Linked DNA regions of Mus musculus: regions 2 and 3 are each linked to region 1. A link is a loop called in an ENCODE intact Hi-C map of the cell type or tissue named here. Cell type or tissue: left cerebral cortex. All regions are shown on one strand.

Evidence for each region. Peaks named below come from ENCODE experiments on the same cell type or tissue, not always from the same donor. Only the 100,000 strongest peaks of a DNase experiment are listed, where the experiment ranks them.
Region 2: it touches region 1 in a loop (1.8-fold over the local background); 2 of 42 quality-filtered maps call a loop at or near these places.
Region 3: it touches region 1 in a loop (2.5-fold over the local background); 3 of 42 quality-filtered maps call a loop at or near these places.

The regions. Positions count from the first base shown.
Region 1 is chr3:97,224,974-97,229,973 of GRCm38, reverse strand. Bcl9 (B cell CLL/lymphoma 9) reads left to right here and starts at 2,610. Exons shown (of 10, transcript NM_029933.4): 1 at 2,610-2,756. In left cerebral cortex, CTCF peaks have their summits at 2,011 and 2,616; DNase peaks (open chromatin) are centred at 1,160, 2,178, 3,288 and 3,648; H3K4me3 peaks cover 2,067 bases; H3K27ac peaks cover 1,496 bases.
Region 2 is chr3:97,307,501-97,312,500 of GRCm38, reverse strand. No RefSeq gene overlaps it. Among named protein-coding and RNA genes, the nearest start is that of Gm40101, 20 kb to the left of the region's middle. In left cerebral cortex, a CTCF peak has its summit at 2,162; DNase peaks (open chromatin) are centred at 241, 2,192, 2,456 and 3,840; H3K4me3 peaks cover 909 bases.
Region 3 is chr3:97,336,387-97,341,386 of GRCm38, reverse strand. No RefSeq gene overlaps it. Among named protein-coding and RNA genes, the nearest start is that of Gm40101, 8.5 kb to the right of the region's middle. In left cerebral cortex, a CTCF peak has its summit at 2,383 (motif pointing right); DNase peaks (open chromatin) are centred at 2,387 and 3,874.

The sequences.
Region 1 (5,000 bases):
GAACTTTAACACATGGTTACAAGAGAGTTTAATGCCTAGCAAAGACAGGTTTTTGTTTTGTTTTGTTTTTTGTTTTTTGGGTTTTTTGGCTTTTTTTATTTGTTTGTTTGTTTTGCTTTAAGTACATTATTGTCACAGTCTACCCTTTAGGTACATTATTGTCACAGTCTGCCCTTTAGCTTGTTGTCCAGCAGTGACCTGATCTGGAATACCCGAGTCATGCTGGCTGGTATTATGTCAACTTGACACAGCTAGAGTTATCTTAAAGGAAGAACTCAATTGAGAAAATGCCTCCATAAGATTCAGCTGTAAGGCATTTCTTAATTAATGGTTGACTGGAGAGAGCCCAGCCCATTATGGCTGGTGCCATCCCTGGTCTGGTGGTCCTGGGGTCTATAAGAAAGCAGGCTGAGCAAGCCATGGGAGGCAAGGCAGTAAGCAGCATACCTGGAAGTTACTGTATCGGCTCCTGCCTTCAGGTTCCTGCCCTGTTTGAGTTCCTGTCCTGACCTCCTTCAGTGATGGTCTACAATGTGGAAGTGTAAACCAAATAAGCCCTTTCCTCCCCAACTTACTTTTGGTCATGATGTTTCATCACAGCAACAGAAATCCTAATGAGGACAGAAGTATTTTGGCAGTGGTTTTCTTTTAGAGGAATCCAATCTATATGAGTCAAGACCCTTCCCTTACATTAGCAATCCCAAATACTCTTACATACTTCTAGTTTGATTGTCTTTTCTCATAGTCACACGTGATCTTTTCTCTTTTAGAGAGGTTCGTAGCTATGTGGAATCTAATTTCTAAAGCCAAAAGTTGACAGCTCCCTACCCCCAAACCCTTCAACTTTATTTCTTACGTGGACTCAATTTGCTCTCAGGTTTATATCATTTAGACCTACCTGACTCTCTTTTAAACTTATAAACTCAGTCTCAAAGAGAAAATATCTTGCCACAGTTGTTCAGATTCTAAGCCAGGGAGAAACTGTATGGAAACCCATATGGCCAGTTGTGAGTTTTGCGAAGATTGGAAAGTAGTGAGTGAACTTTATTATTTAGCGTTCTATTATATACCATCCTTTACGACAGCACTGCTCCTTAAAAGGGTACCACAGGAAGGTTCCCTATTTTATATAGAGAAAAGCGGAGGCAGTAGTGGCTGTCCTGGTTAAACCCATGTAGGTCTTTTGGCTATGTTGCTTGCTTCCATCTTCGGGGAGACTGTACATTCTCAGGTACACAGAATCCACTTAACTGTTAGAAACGCTTTGGACCAGTGCACAGAGTTGCAGGAGAATCCTTAAGATCAACTCCGCAAAGTACAAACTCGAAGATTAGTAGGGTTTTGTGGGGAGGGCAGACAGTAACGATGGCTGGTCAAGGCAGTAACACGGCCCCACAAAATAAGGATAACAGGAATCTGAGCAAGGCGCATTAACCAAGATGTGAAAAAGTGCTACCTAATGAGCTAACATCTAACTTCACAGGGGTAGTGCTGAACGCGTCGCCCTCGAATTCTCAACATCAAAGCTCTTCCAAAAAATAAAATTAAGTGAGTGATACTGTGGTTGGGAGAAGACCTGGAGGCCGGGGCAGAAGGTGCTCTCTGGAAACCATAGGTAGTGCTGGCCAGGCAGGGCGGGGCGGGGCAGGGCCCGAGGTGAAGGAGACCTTGCTCTAGCCACAGCGCCAGCAGGACCCCAGAGAGTCTGTTCTGGGAAGAGGGAGAAGAGTGCAAGCCGAGGGGACCAGCTTTCCAGAGGGAAGAAAGCCCTCACGGGCAAAGGTAGAGTGGACACCTAGGGGCGGATGGGTGGGCTGGGGGAAGCAAGGCGGAATCGCAGTGGAGAGGTGCGAGGAGGTGGCATGAAGACTGAAGACTAGGCCCGACCCTGAACGGCGGGCGAGTGAAGGAAGATCGGTTCCTTCTGCAGCTCCCAGTTAGTTTCTGTCAAAGATGGCTAAATTCCACTCTGCCCTTCCCCCTCCCGCGCCTTTTCTAATCCCCTTCGGTGGCTCCAGTACTGCTGGAGGCCATGGGGAGTCTGGGTGAATGAGCGCCGGGAGGAGGGTGAGGAAGGAAGAGAACCTCCCCGCCGCACCACCCGCCCCGTGGGTCCTGCAGGAGGATCTTTTAGTTGAAAAAGAGGGTTCTGTGGCTTTAAACCGGGGAGTGGGCGTCACCGCGGGGGGACCCGGTGACTAGCCGGGGCGGGGTTGGATGGGAGGGGTCATGCAAAGCAGAAGGCGGTGCCGTCGGGGCGGGGCCGTGGGTGGGCGGGGCGCGGGCGGCTTCTCTTGAGCCAGGCGCGGGAGGGGGCGGAGGCCGCGGCGGGCTGGTACCATCGATCGCCTTCGGGGAGGGGGACGGGTGCCATTCCCCCGGAGGGGGCGGGCCCTGGCGGCGGCGGGGCCAGGGCCCCATTCCCCGCCGGGCGGGCCGGGGGAGGGGCGCGCCTCCGCTCGCGTCCGAGGCGGGGCCCGCGGTACCTTTCGTGGCACGGTGCGGCTGGGGGAGGGTCGAGGGGAGGGGGAAGGGGCGGGCCTGGGAGGGGGAGCCGGAAAGGGGGAGGCACCGGCGGACAATGGAGCCTATGTGTGCCTGCGGGAGTGGGACGGCGCCGCCGCCGCCGCTGCCGCCGCCGGGGGGAGACGCTGCGCTGCTGCTGCCGCTGGTCCGGGCCCCGGCCCCCCGGGGCTGAGAGCAGCCGGGGACCGCAGCTCCCGCCCGCGCTCGCCCCTCCCCCTCTCCGGCCCGGGGTAAGTGGCCCCGGGGAGGGGGAGGGGCGGGCCGGCGCGGCGGGGGCCGGGTCCGCGTGCGCGTGTGGCCGGGGGGCCTCCGGGGGTCGGGGCGCTGGCTTGGCGAGTTGAGTCTGGAGGAACCTGTTGGGGGAGGCGGGGGAGCCTCGGGAGCTATGGGAGAGACCGGGGCATCTCTCGGGGTTTTAGAGGTTGTGTCCCAAAGCTGTGCTTGGAGAGGTTACCTGAGGGGAGATGACCGTCTCGGGGTCTTGGGATGGAGGGGCGATGGAGAGGAAAGAGCGCGCGAAATTAGGAATTTCGGGTTGAGTTTGTAAGACCCGGGAGATGCGTAGAGGGGAGAAAGGGGACTCCGCAGGCCAGTGACTTGTTGAAGGGTTGGGGGAGGTGAAAGCCTAGAGGAATGTCTTGAGTTGTAAAGGGTTCCAGCAGGTGAGTTGGCGACGAATGAGTTAGGTCACTGAGTCATTGTGAGGGTCGTAGAACACACCAGTGGTTTTCAAATTGGAACCCTAGAGGCTGGCTGGCCTTTGAAAGTTGCAAAGACTATTAAGATGTCACTGGTAAGTGTTGGGTGAGCTTGGTGAAATGGAGTTATCCTAAGGAAAACAAGTCGCAGAGTTGGTGGTTAGTCCAGAGGGAAGGACCACGGCCTGTAGTAGTACTGCTGGGAACGTTATGTTAAAGCTGCCAAGGATGAGAAAGAAAGCTTGAAATCTGTCCCCCAAGAGCCTTAGTCTGCTGGAGGTAAGGAAGGGCGTTTTTTTAAATGTTAAAAGAGTTATTCTGAGGCCAAGATTGGAGTCAAAGTCATTAGGTAGGGTAGTGAAATGGATGCAAATATGCCTCTGTGGACATAATCCAAGGCAGGATGCAGTGGATACAGAGTTACACTTTAGTTAAAGCAAGAACAAGTCACCCCCTGACAGTGACGTCAGCGGCCATGTAAAAAGTCAATTTGATGGTGCATTTGTTAGCGTTTGATAAACTGTGGAATTAAATGGTTATTTTGGCGACAGAGACCTGGGCTCTTGTGTAGGGAACACAGTGATGAATTAGTTACAGGAGGTGAGGAGTAGGTAGTGAAATAGTCAAGATGTTGGGAGGTAAGACTTGTTTAGAACCTGTGACTTGGAGGCTTTTAAGTCTGGTTGGTTTGAAAGTTTTTGACTGGACACTAGTCACCAGGGAGTTTATCATGAAGAAGTGTTTGTGTGCAAATCTGATGGTCCTGGGGACCAGTAACAAAGTCTTCTCTCTTCTCTTGAAAAGGCCTATACTATTGACAGGGATGGACTAAGAAGAGGGTCTCTTAGTTCCGGTGTTGCAAACATGCTTTGAGGAATGTATGAGTGTGTATATGACATTTGATAGCTTTATGACCTAGAAGTTGGATATTGAGCCTTGAAAGTCTTTGTAATCAGTTGCTGGATATAATAATTTCAACATAGATGATAGTTGGATGGGAAAGTCATTGGCCTAAAGATGGAAGCACAGTTTCTGTATAGTTTTCTATTTATAGAACAAGTATCATGGAACTGGCTCTTGAGCAAAAGGAATGTTTTGTTCTTGATTCCAGTTAGCCAGCACAAGCCAAAACAAAAACCAAACCAAAACAAAAAAACCCTTATATATATGGAATTTCTTCTATGGGTTATTTCCCCGTGGCCTTCAGAAATACCTGCTGCTGTAAACTCAAAAGGAAAGAAAATGCTAGGGGGGGAAAGACCCAGTGATTTCGCAAGCATTGTAACCAGCTGAATATTGGATCATGGTGACCTGGCACAGTGGTGAAAAGCCTTGAACTTGGAATCAAGATGTAGCTCTCTGGATGACTTACTTTGAACAAATCTCTGGTGTTTCCTGGTGTGGCTGCTTATGGAGTGGCGACTGCCTGCTCCAGCCACTCGTAGCTGCCTTCCAGTCTAGCCAGTTAATGCCTGTCCAGAAAGTTCTTTGAACGGCCTCTGAGGATGAGTGATTATGTAGTATAACTTTTTAAAAATCCTACTGCTATCTCACTAGCAGACCAAATTCAACTTTCTTACAATCACAGTAATATGGTTAAAGAACAAAAAGGGGAGTTCTGTACACTTGTTTTGTTGTCCGAATTTAGGGTTTTCTATTCATTTTGAAAGATTAGTGTTTACTGAGAGGACAGTGAGTTTGATGGTAATTGTAAATACTGAGCATAAGTCAGCCCAGAGTATGAGAAGGTAGATGCTGGCCTAGACTGCAGGCACC
Region 2 (5,000 bases), 83 kb before region 1:
TCCGGTAACCTACTGAGTAGTATTAGTTTTAGATGTAGGGAATACATTTTAGCAGCCACCTCTTAAGCAGCTGTATGCCAGCTCACACTAAAATGCAGGCCATCCCCGTTATGTCTGGAGTCACTGCGACCTTTCCAGCCTTGCAGGATGATGACAAAGCCAGGGGTTTGCCTTCCAGATCCGGCTCAGCGCAGGCGCAGGCGGTGGGGGCGGAGGGAAGGAAAGATTCCCCAGGAAAACTGCTGTTGGCACGAACTGAATGAGGCGAGTGGGAGCCGAGCTGACTGCCGAGTTCAGCTTAGCCGCAGGCTATAGAAACAGACTTGAGACTTGAGTAAGAGCAAACAGGAGAAAAGCAGCGCTGTGAAGCAGCACGCGGGCCAGCTAGAACCGGTTGTTAATGCACCAGACCAATTTCTTCGGTACAGTTACTTCCACGCCTGGTCAGAGGGGCGGGTGCAATTCTTCAAGAAGTATTTACTGGTCTGCTCCGTTTCTCAGCGCTGGCATGAGCGGGGTGAGAAAAAAGGAAGGCTGGAGGCGGCTCTGGCTCTTGGGTTTACAATCTCTTGCTGAGAGAATCCATTAGATACTGAGGCAGGATTGTTTATGATTATACCCGCAAACAGCTAACTGCAACGATCAGTTAAGGCAAAGAGGGTATCCCTTCATTTGTTCACACTTATATATACACATTCATTTACAGACTCTGTGTGTGTGTGTGTGTGTGTGTGTGTGTGTGTGTGTGTGCGTGCGTGCGCGCGCGCGCGCGCGCGCACGCGCATGCATGCATGTCTCTGTGTGTGCCCGTATGTATCTATGTGCGTGTGTGCACACATGCATGCGTGACTGTGTGCATGAGTGCATGTTCGTGTGCCAGTGTGTGTGCACGTGTGCGTGTGCACGTGTGTTCTACCAAAAAACAAACACAGGGCCTTACACCACTATGCTGCAGTCCCACTGTTTGCTTTTCTGGAATGAGGTTTTATTTGCGGAAGACCAGCCTTGAACTTGCTGTGTAGTCCAGATTGATTCTGAATTCCCCTTTCAATCTATCCATCTCCGCCTCCCAAATGCTAGGATTACAATCCTGCAACTCTACACCTGAACACAAGCTCCTCCTTTACTTACATGAGCTCCTGAGAGAAGTTGGGGGCCAAGGCCAACCCTGGTATTCAGTGTGAGAATGGTGGCCAGAATGTGATCCTGCTCTGAGAGGCTAGAAGCCTATTGGGCTGAGAGCAGCCTGTTTGAGGAGGGTCTCACTATGTATCCCTGGCTGGCCTGGAACTCACCAGGGAGACCAGGCTGCGTTGGATTCACTGAGATCCTCCAGCCTCAGCCTCTGAGTGCAGGGAATAAAGGTGTGTCCCACCAAACCCCGCCTGCATTTTCTTGATTAAGGACTGAAGTGAGAGGGTTCACCCCACCGGAGCTGGTGTCATCCCTGGGCTGGCACTCCTGAGTGACATAAGAAAGCAGGCTGAGTACATGCGTCATACGCAAGCAAACAAGCAGAGGTCCTCTTTGGCTTCTGCCTCAGTTCCTGCCTCTGAGTTCCTGCCTTGAGTTCCTGCCCTGCCTTCCATCATGATGGACCACAAATTGTAAGAATAAACCTGGATTCTTATTTTATGAGATAAAGTTCCTGCCGGGGTTGCTTGCCCTTGTTGCGTTTCTCACAGCTGTAGAGAGCAAGCTAGGCAGTGTGCAGAAGGCAGAGGCTGAAAGAAACCCAAGGAAGTGAACAGGGGTGGCGGATCGAAGTGAATATCCTCTATACCCCAAAACACCGCACTGCCATTAATAAAGATTGTATTTTGAGAGAACTCCTTAACAGCATTTAATAAGGTCTGGTGATGTGCAAAGAGGACAGTGGGGCCGGGACACCAATCCAGATATTTCTCTAGTGGTAGCATGGAGTTTACTTTGGTAGAACCCACAATGCACTTCGCCCTTGGCCCTCTCAGGACTCTGTGGCACGGTTCTGATGTGACCAGTTTACAGGTCCAGGCAGCCCAGGAAAGTGAGCAAACACTAATCTTAGAGGTCAGTTTGAAAACCTGGGCCTTCTCACAGAAAGCCTCTAAGAGAGAAAAGCAAGCTTCCTGCAAGTGAATTCATGCCCTCCCCCATCCCACAGAGGGAGATGTCGCTCCAGGGAATAGGGTGTTAGCAATATCAGCCCACAGGTGCCAGTGAAGGCTCAGGCTTCAGAGGAGATCCCACAGGAAAACAGAGCTGCACCACCTGAAAGGATTCCTCTGGGCTTTGGAAGGGACGTCCCACCGGGGGGGCTGCTTCCGGGCACACCATGCCGAGAGCCTTCCCTTCCACTGGGTCCCCGTGTAACTTCACATAAAGCCTGCTCCAAAAAAAGCCATCCTCTGATTCCTGCTGAATGAATTCCTGGCAAGCACTGTCAGAATGTGAAAGGCAGGTGTAGCTCCCCTGATGTTTTGAGTAGGTACTTGTTCAAATCATGTAACCTCTCTAGGAACCGTTTCTCAAAGGAGTGATGTATAATTTCTCCTCCGTCGTCGCGGTGGTGAGGGGGCGGATTCTGAGGAGGAGACACTGAGGGAGGAGGCAGGGAAAGCAATGCCATCCTGGATCCGAGCTGGGGAGATCAAAGGATGGGGTGAGCCTCACCTCTGGAGATGGAGGGGTGGGGGTGGAGGGGCGGGGGGGTGAAAGTCTGTAAGAGGAGGGGAGGGAAAAGAACTAAAAGTGTATGGGAAGGGGGAGACACGGTTTTAGATTCCCCGGAGGATAGCTGGGACTCCGAGCGTCCTGACGATGCTTTTCAGGATGTCTGTGCTTCCCACGCCCCATCTCTACCCCGCAGCACCCCTCCCTTTACCCTTCAGGTAGCAAGTGCCTTCCAGCCTCTTTGTACTGGTTTACTCTCCGGGTCGCCCAGCCTCTTGCCTTTGTTCTACCTCACCGATCACAGATCACAACCAAATGCAAGTGCCAAATGCCCCAGTAGCCTGAGCTGCAGCCACAGCCATCCTTGCTGCCTACCCTGGTAGGTCTCAAACTCTATCATGCACCAGAATCACTGGCAGGGCACAATGCTTGTAGTTTATAGACAGAATCTCATGCAGCTCAGGCTAGCTTCAAACTTTAACCGAAGATGACTTTGAACTCCTCCTGCTCCTGACTCCATTTCCCCAGTGCTGGGATTGATTACAGGGCTGGGCCACCACTTAATCAGTCCTGGGAATCAAACCCAAGGCTTCCTGAAAACGAGGCAAGCACCCTACCAACTGAGCTATGCCCACAGTCCATGAAGGATGCTTTAAGAGTGCTTGCTGGGAAGTCCTCTGAGAATGGACATTGTGGATATGTGCCCAAAGGATGGGGATTCTCAGGATCTGAGAACCCTAAGCCTTAGTCATCCCCTGGCCCCTGTTGATACTGGGACAGCTTGGAGATGGGTATACACTAGGTCCTTGACTGTGTCCTCCACGGTAGTGAGCTTACTCACAACAGGGACCCAAATCCCTCCTGCTGGACAGACCGTATGGCATGAGGGGTTCACGGTGATTTTTTTTAGGTACCGTTAATGAAGCAAGGAGGTCTGTCTTCAGGAACATTTCACTTTTTTTCCTTCCAAACCTCAACCAACTTCTGGGCTGTCCGGCCTTTCCTTTCCAATAAACATATGTCTTCTTTAAATACTACAAGTTCTCCCATCTGTCTATCAGAGTTCATAAGTAATTCTTTATAAGAAGTTTGGCAGAGGAGAGAGGTGAGGCAATCAGTCTCTGCAGAGGGTGCAAGGCCCCAGAAGGCCTGGTATTGTACTGAATTAAGAAGAGAAAGACTTGAGCTCATTTAAATACCCATGGAGAGAAGCCAAGAAGGATGCTAATGTGGGAGAGAGGCAGAGGCCCCTGAGGAGAGGGGAAGTGGGATCCAGAGTACAGGGAGAAAAAGAGCTGCTGGGACCAGGGCAGGGACGCATGTCCCTCTGTTGGTGGAAAAAGAAAAAGATGGGCTCAGACGCAGGAATAATGGGGCTATAGACTTTAGGTGACTCTCAGCTCTAAGTCCACGGAATTAAATTGCCATAGTGTCACTGGCTTAATATGTCACCTCTCCTTGGCAGAGCTCTAAGCCCCAAGAAATGAATCTTCCATGAGAGTCTCTCAGGCTGGAAGATGTCTGCCAGTGGAACAGCCAGGACTTCCCAGGGGCACAAAGTGGAACTGGGGAAGGAAGGATAAATGCACCCAGCTGTGACAAGGGAGGGACCAGAGCAGGGTCACAATCTAATCAGTGCCAGGACCAGATTTAGAGTTGCACTCAGCTTAGGCTCTGAGCCCATCTGTCTGGCCCATTCGATCACACTCTCTAACCACCTGAAACTGCAAGGAGCAGGTGGAAGGCAGGATTGAGGATAGATTTTTCCTAACCCTCAGGAACGGGAAGTTGGGGTGTCATGGTCTACCCCTGACCCACACAGAGTCCAGCCCATCTCTGGGGAACCTGGAGGTAAAAGGAAATAATAAAAGCTCTAACAATCTGCCAGATACCTCCTTTCCTGAACTGGAATGCAAAGAAGTTTCTGGATCACAAATGTAAGCCATACTCTTCATCCTTCCCCTCTTCTCCCCCCTCTTCCTCCTCCTCTTCCTCCTCCTCTTCCTCCTCCTCTTCCTCCTCCCCCTTTCCTCCTCCTCTTCTTCCTCATCTTCCTCCTCCTCTTCCTCTTCCTCTTCCTCCTCTTTCTCTTCCCCCTCCTCCTCTCCCTCCTCCCCCTCTTCCTCTTCCTTACTATCATTGTCTTTATTGGGTGTCAGGGACCATTCTAGCTAATAGAAATAATTAATTTTAATTTTTATATGGTTTTCCTAACTATAAAAACAACAGATGGTCAATGTTTAAAAAGAAGAAACTCTACAACAAGACATGCATTCCTAACCTAAGACAGCCAAACAGGGTGTGGTGGAAGAAGGTAAGCACGAGACTCAGAATCCGTTGACACTCAG
Region 3 (5,000 bases), 110 kb before region 1:
TTTCTTGTGGTGAGAACACACAAACGCTTCAAATTATTTTGAAATTTACAATTCTTAACCAGGACCACCCTATGGTACTGTAAGCCCTGAAATTTACTCCTCCTGTCTTAGTACAACTTTGTGCCAGTTACCCAAGCTCCTCATCACACCTACACCCTCTTTGTCCTTCTAAGCATCGGGTAGCATTGTTCTAGTCTGTACTTCTGCAAAACTAACTCTTCTGAACATTTATTGTTTGGTTTTGTGTGTGTGAACTTCACACCATTCACCCCATTCCTCCATATCCACCCTCTATGCTTGCAACCTCCCCTCTAAAGGAAAACACAAAATTTAAAAACAAACAAAACAAAGCAACAACAAAAATCTTGCCGAGGAAGCTAGTGTGTTACCCAGTATACCCTTTTACCCAAATAGCTTTACTTTCAGATGTTCTTTGCAATGAATCATTGGTCTGGTACGAGCCCTCTGGCTTTTCTGCTGCACTATCGATACTAGATCCTCACGAGGAATCCTCTTGGATATCCTGTTGTTGCCCTGTGTCACGGAGATCCTGCAGGACCAGCCCCTTTGTGTGCTCCAGCGGTTCATAGACGGGGTAGCTGTTGGGACGGGTCAACTCAAGGCCCTGGATCTGGGCCTGGGTGGTGGCTGAATTGATCACCTGCCAGTTCTCCTGTGCCCACGTCACCAAAGCCAACTCTCCTGCTTTATCCAGTCGAATGGCAGGGACAGTTCTCCTGTCTGAGGCAGCTTGCAAGGGACCGGATGGACTCTCCCACACTCACACAACCAGACCTAGCTCTAGCTCGCTGCCCCAGCAAAAGGTGGGCCAGCTCTCCCACCTGCTGCAAGTGGTGAAGGGCAGCTGTGCAGCACCCACACCAGCTCTCTCTCACTTATGCCCTAGGGCAGCTCACCACCCCACCACCTCTGCTAGCACCCCTACTACCTGGCCAGCTCTCCCATGCTGCCCAGGGGAGGGGAGGGGCCAGAAAGGGGCAGAGCCAGCTCCGCTCATCACTAGGACATCAACATGGCCCCCGGAGGCAGCTCAGACCAGAGATGTCTGCATGGAGTTTGGTGGTGACATGGCCTTGGACATCAATACAGGCCATGGCCCTGCTATTAACCCTGACGCTATCTCTTCAGCCCCACAGACTGCTGGTTCTATTGTAGTTCTATTTCCACATCTTAAGGAGCATTCATATTGCTTTCTGTTATGACTGTACTAATTTACAGTGCCACCCACACTGTCCTCAGAATTCCCTTTACTAGTGCCTATTACTACCCTTTTGATGATAGCCATTTAGTCTGAGTTAAGATGAAGCCTGGCTGAAAAACCACTAGAGAGTTTTAAACGAGGGCTGACAAAGTCTCCTCTGGTCTTGTGAAGGGTGGCAGTTCAAAACCTCTGGAACGTTCTTTTGCAGCAAGGTTGGTGTGTTGCAGCAGACAGTAGAGATGGAGGAAAGTATCAGCCCTGAGAATGTCTGTAAGTAGATCCAGGACAGTTACCTCAGAGCTCGCTGTGGAGATGTGTGTGAAGGAAGATATCAAAGAGGACGCGGACAGCAAGTGTTACCATTTGCTAAAGTGAGAAAAGCAGGGTGGAAGGAAATATCCGGAAGAGATCAGCCATTAATATCTCTGTTCGGTCATGCTAGGATTGAACTCTGTCCACTGCCAAATGGAGCCGGCAGATAGATACTAAGTCTGGAGTCACAGCTCCACGTTGGAGAGCTGAAAACGGCCAGTGTGTAGAAGGCTCCCAAGGCCATGTGTATTTGCCTTACTCTGCTCCATAGCTCTAGACACCTTTATGTAAACCCTCTGTTGACCTCTCAGAAGGGCTGGTGTCCACGGGCAAGGATTATAAACAGGCCGAAGAAGATGGTGAGTGAGCGCCTGCCATCCTGGAGTAGGAACAGCACAAACACATGACTATGATCTCAGCCTGAGTCTAGAACTCGAGACTTGATTGGTGGTGAAGTGTGTAGCACAGAGAGGTGAGAGACCCAGGGATGTCACATACATAGTGCAGCCAGAGACTGGGGTCAAGTGGACACACATAGTGTGAAATGACTTTAAGTTAATTTTTTAATTTAAATTTAAATATATTTTAATGTTCCTATCCTTTATCAGTCATGTATTTTAGGAGTTCCCACCTATTAATCTACAAGGCTTTCGAGAGTTCCGACACAATGCAGAGAAGACAGGAAGGGAGGTTATAAAAGTTGCGATGCCTTTGAGAGCTGGTCAGCAGTTCTCTGTTCCATGGCCCCTCTGAGACAGGCTTACTAGACAGGCTAGATAGAGCCAAGCAGTCTATGTCCTCACATCAAATGAGGTGTCACTGCATTCCCACCATACACCACTAGAGGGCTGCAGAGACTAGCACTGAACCGAGTCGGAGGCCCTGTGAAACCAGGATTAGACCTTGCCAGGGTCTCCCATCCTGCCATTATTAGCTGAGGAAGCTGGAGTTTTCGGAGACTGTATGGTGTTCCCCAGGCCACCCAGCTACTAAGTGTCGATGACACAATTCCATTAGCGTTTTCACTCGGGGTTCCCCCAATGTGATGTCATGAAAGTGGATGGACTTGGTAGCCAAGAATCCCATTTGCTGTATCTCATCTTGTGTGTTAGTCAAATCCTGTCTCTACACCTCGCTGCCTTGTGGGAAATGAACGCTTCAGCTGTGCGGGTATTGTGTTCTGTTGCTAGGTAGCATAGCTGAGGGGCTCCGTGGTCATCCACCAAACACTCAGGTCTTCATTTTCTTCTCTTTGGGGTAGCTCAACTTCATGAAATAATTCTCAGGAATGAATCCCGAGAGTCCTGTCTGGCCATGCCCTTCCATACATGACAGGAGGGACATATCATTTTTAAGACGCCAACATAAATAAAACCACAGGAGGACTTTATCTTTAATCCAACAAGGAGTCGATGGTAAGAATGGCTTTCTTGCAGGTTTGGACCCAGAATTTCTTCTCATCCATTACTGTTTGCCGCATGTCCACTGAGTGCCATGAAGACAGAGGGTTCTGGACCATGGGAGGGTGGCGTGATAACCACCACTCCCTGCCAGGTGTTACCCAAGTCCAACTTTATTTCTCACACTCAGTTACCCTCACTATAGTTCTGGGTCAGGCATCCTTAGCCTAATCTTAGAACTGAGGCTCAAGAGAAGTTAAATGATTTGTCTAAGACCTTTCAGAAAGTGGCAGCCCCAGAGTTCAAGGCCAGCTTTAGCTTTGCCGATCTTTGCCTAAGATGCTCACCACATGAAAGTGAGAAGCAGGAAGTATCGTACACTGGAAGAAAGGCTACCCTGACGCCAGATTGCTTAAACCACTGGGGCAACCCAGAGGATGGGCACAGGGGCAGCGGGAGCATCCTGGAGCATGCTCACACCCGGCCTGGGGTTGGGGTGGGAGCCTGGGAGTGGATGGGGCTGACGCATTCATCAGCGGTGAATCTGATGTACCAAAACATGGCGTACATGGTTGGTGAGAGCCTCTCCCCACCTAAGCGGCTTGAGTTCTAAAAACCAACTCCTCCTGAAAAGTAAGCGAGGTCAAAAGCTAAAGCGTCTGAAGCCAGAGTCGGAACAGCAGCGTGCCTCACCAACAGCAACGTCTGGAAATTAGCTTCACATTGAGTTCTATTTTTAAAACCCTGACCAAAGTGACTCCACAAGGTAAGCAAGGTGAAAGGTCCCAGGAATTTCCTAAAGCGTTTAACACAGCCAGAGGCTGACCTGACCTAATTGGCAGGAATAAAAGGAGACCAGGGAATCCCAGCTCCCACTGCCTCCCCCAGGCTGGCAGACTGCCACCTAAAGAAAGATACGAGCCCCGAAGCACCCGCCCACCCGCAGCAGCTGCTCCACGCCTACACAGGTTTTCCAAAGCGCTGCGGACCAGCAGGTCAGGCATGCGCACATCTTATGTACAGGAATGTCCAGATGCTGTACAAACGCAATTCTAGAAATAGCCAGACACCTGAGTGTAACTCAACACGGGAAACATCCTGCCATCCCAGCAAAGCAGGCTCCTCTAAGGGGCAGGAAGAGGAAATCCTAGAATCATTCTTTTATCAAGCAGAACTAAGTCTCCAGCCACCCACCAGCCAAAGCCAAGTAGATCTACCCTGGCTGCTGCATATTAGATTCACCTGGGAACTTTAAAAAAAAGATCCACAACGCAACTCCACCCAAAACCAGGGAGAGGAGCCCAGTCCCCTTTCCCACCCCACCCCACCCCATCCCACCCCACGTGTGTGTGTGTGTGTGTGTGTGTGTGTGTGTGTGTGTGTGTGTGTGTGTGTGTGTGTGTTTTAAGTTCTCTGTGTGATTCGTATGTGGTGAGAACCATTAAATATTAGGTACAACACAAAACAGGCCAGACTTCAAGCAACAGGACTTCCACCATGCCATGTATCTATCTTATGGGAGGTGACTTGGAGTCACCTACACCTGCTGCCTTCCAGGGGTTTGCTACAGTCATCTTGCAGACCGGTGGGTGAGAAAGGCTACACTATCCAACAGCACTCAACAAGCAAGAGGCAGCAGGGGAACCAGGTTTCCTAATTCCAAGACTCTTGTGTTCATGTCATTATGCATCACTTTAAAAAGTACTGCTGGAAAAGAGGTTCAGAGTGTGCATCACTACAGGAAGACAAAGTCATAGACAAAGGGAAAAGGTGGGTGGCTGGCTCTCCACCAACCAGTTAGTGTCTGTTAGCGTTCCTAAAACAAGCTTGTGTTGATCCACTCTTTGTTGAGGTAGCTGTTCTTGTCAAGGGTTTTCTAGACAACCCTGCAGCCAGAACCGTAAGTAGATATTTAAGAGACTGCTGTGCCAGGATCAACAGTTGGCCTTGGGATATGCTTACAAGCCCTAAGGAGGACATAATTTATTGCACAAACTCTTAGCTGAATAGTTAGCACTGGAGTGTTGGCTGCTCCGCTGGCTGTTAGTTTCTGGTCAATAGGTGTT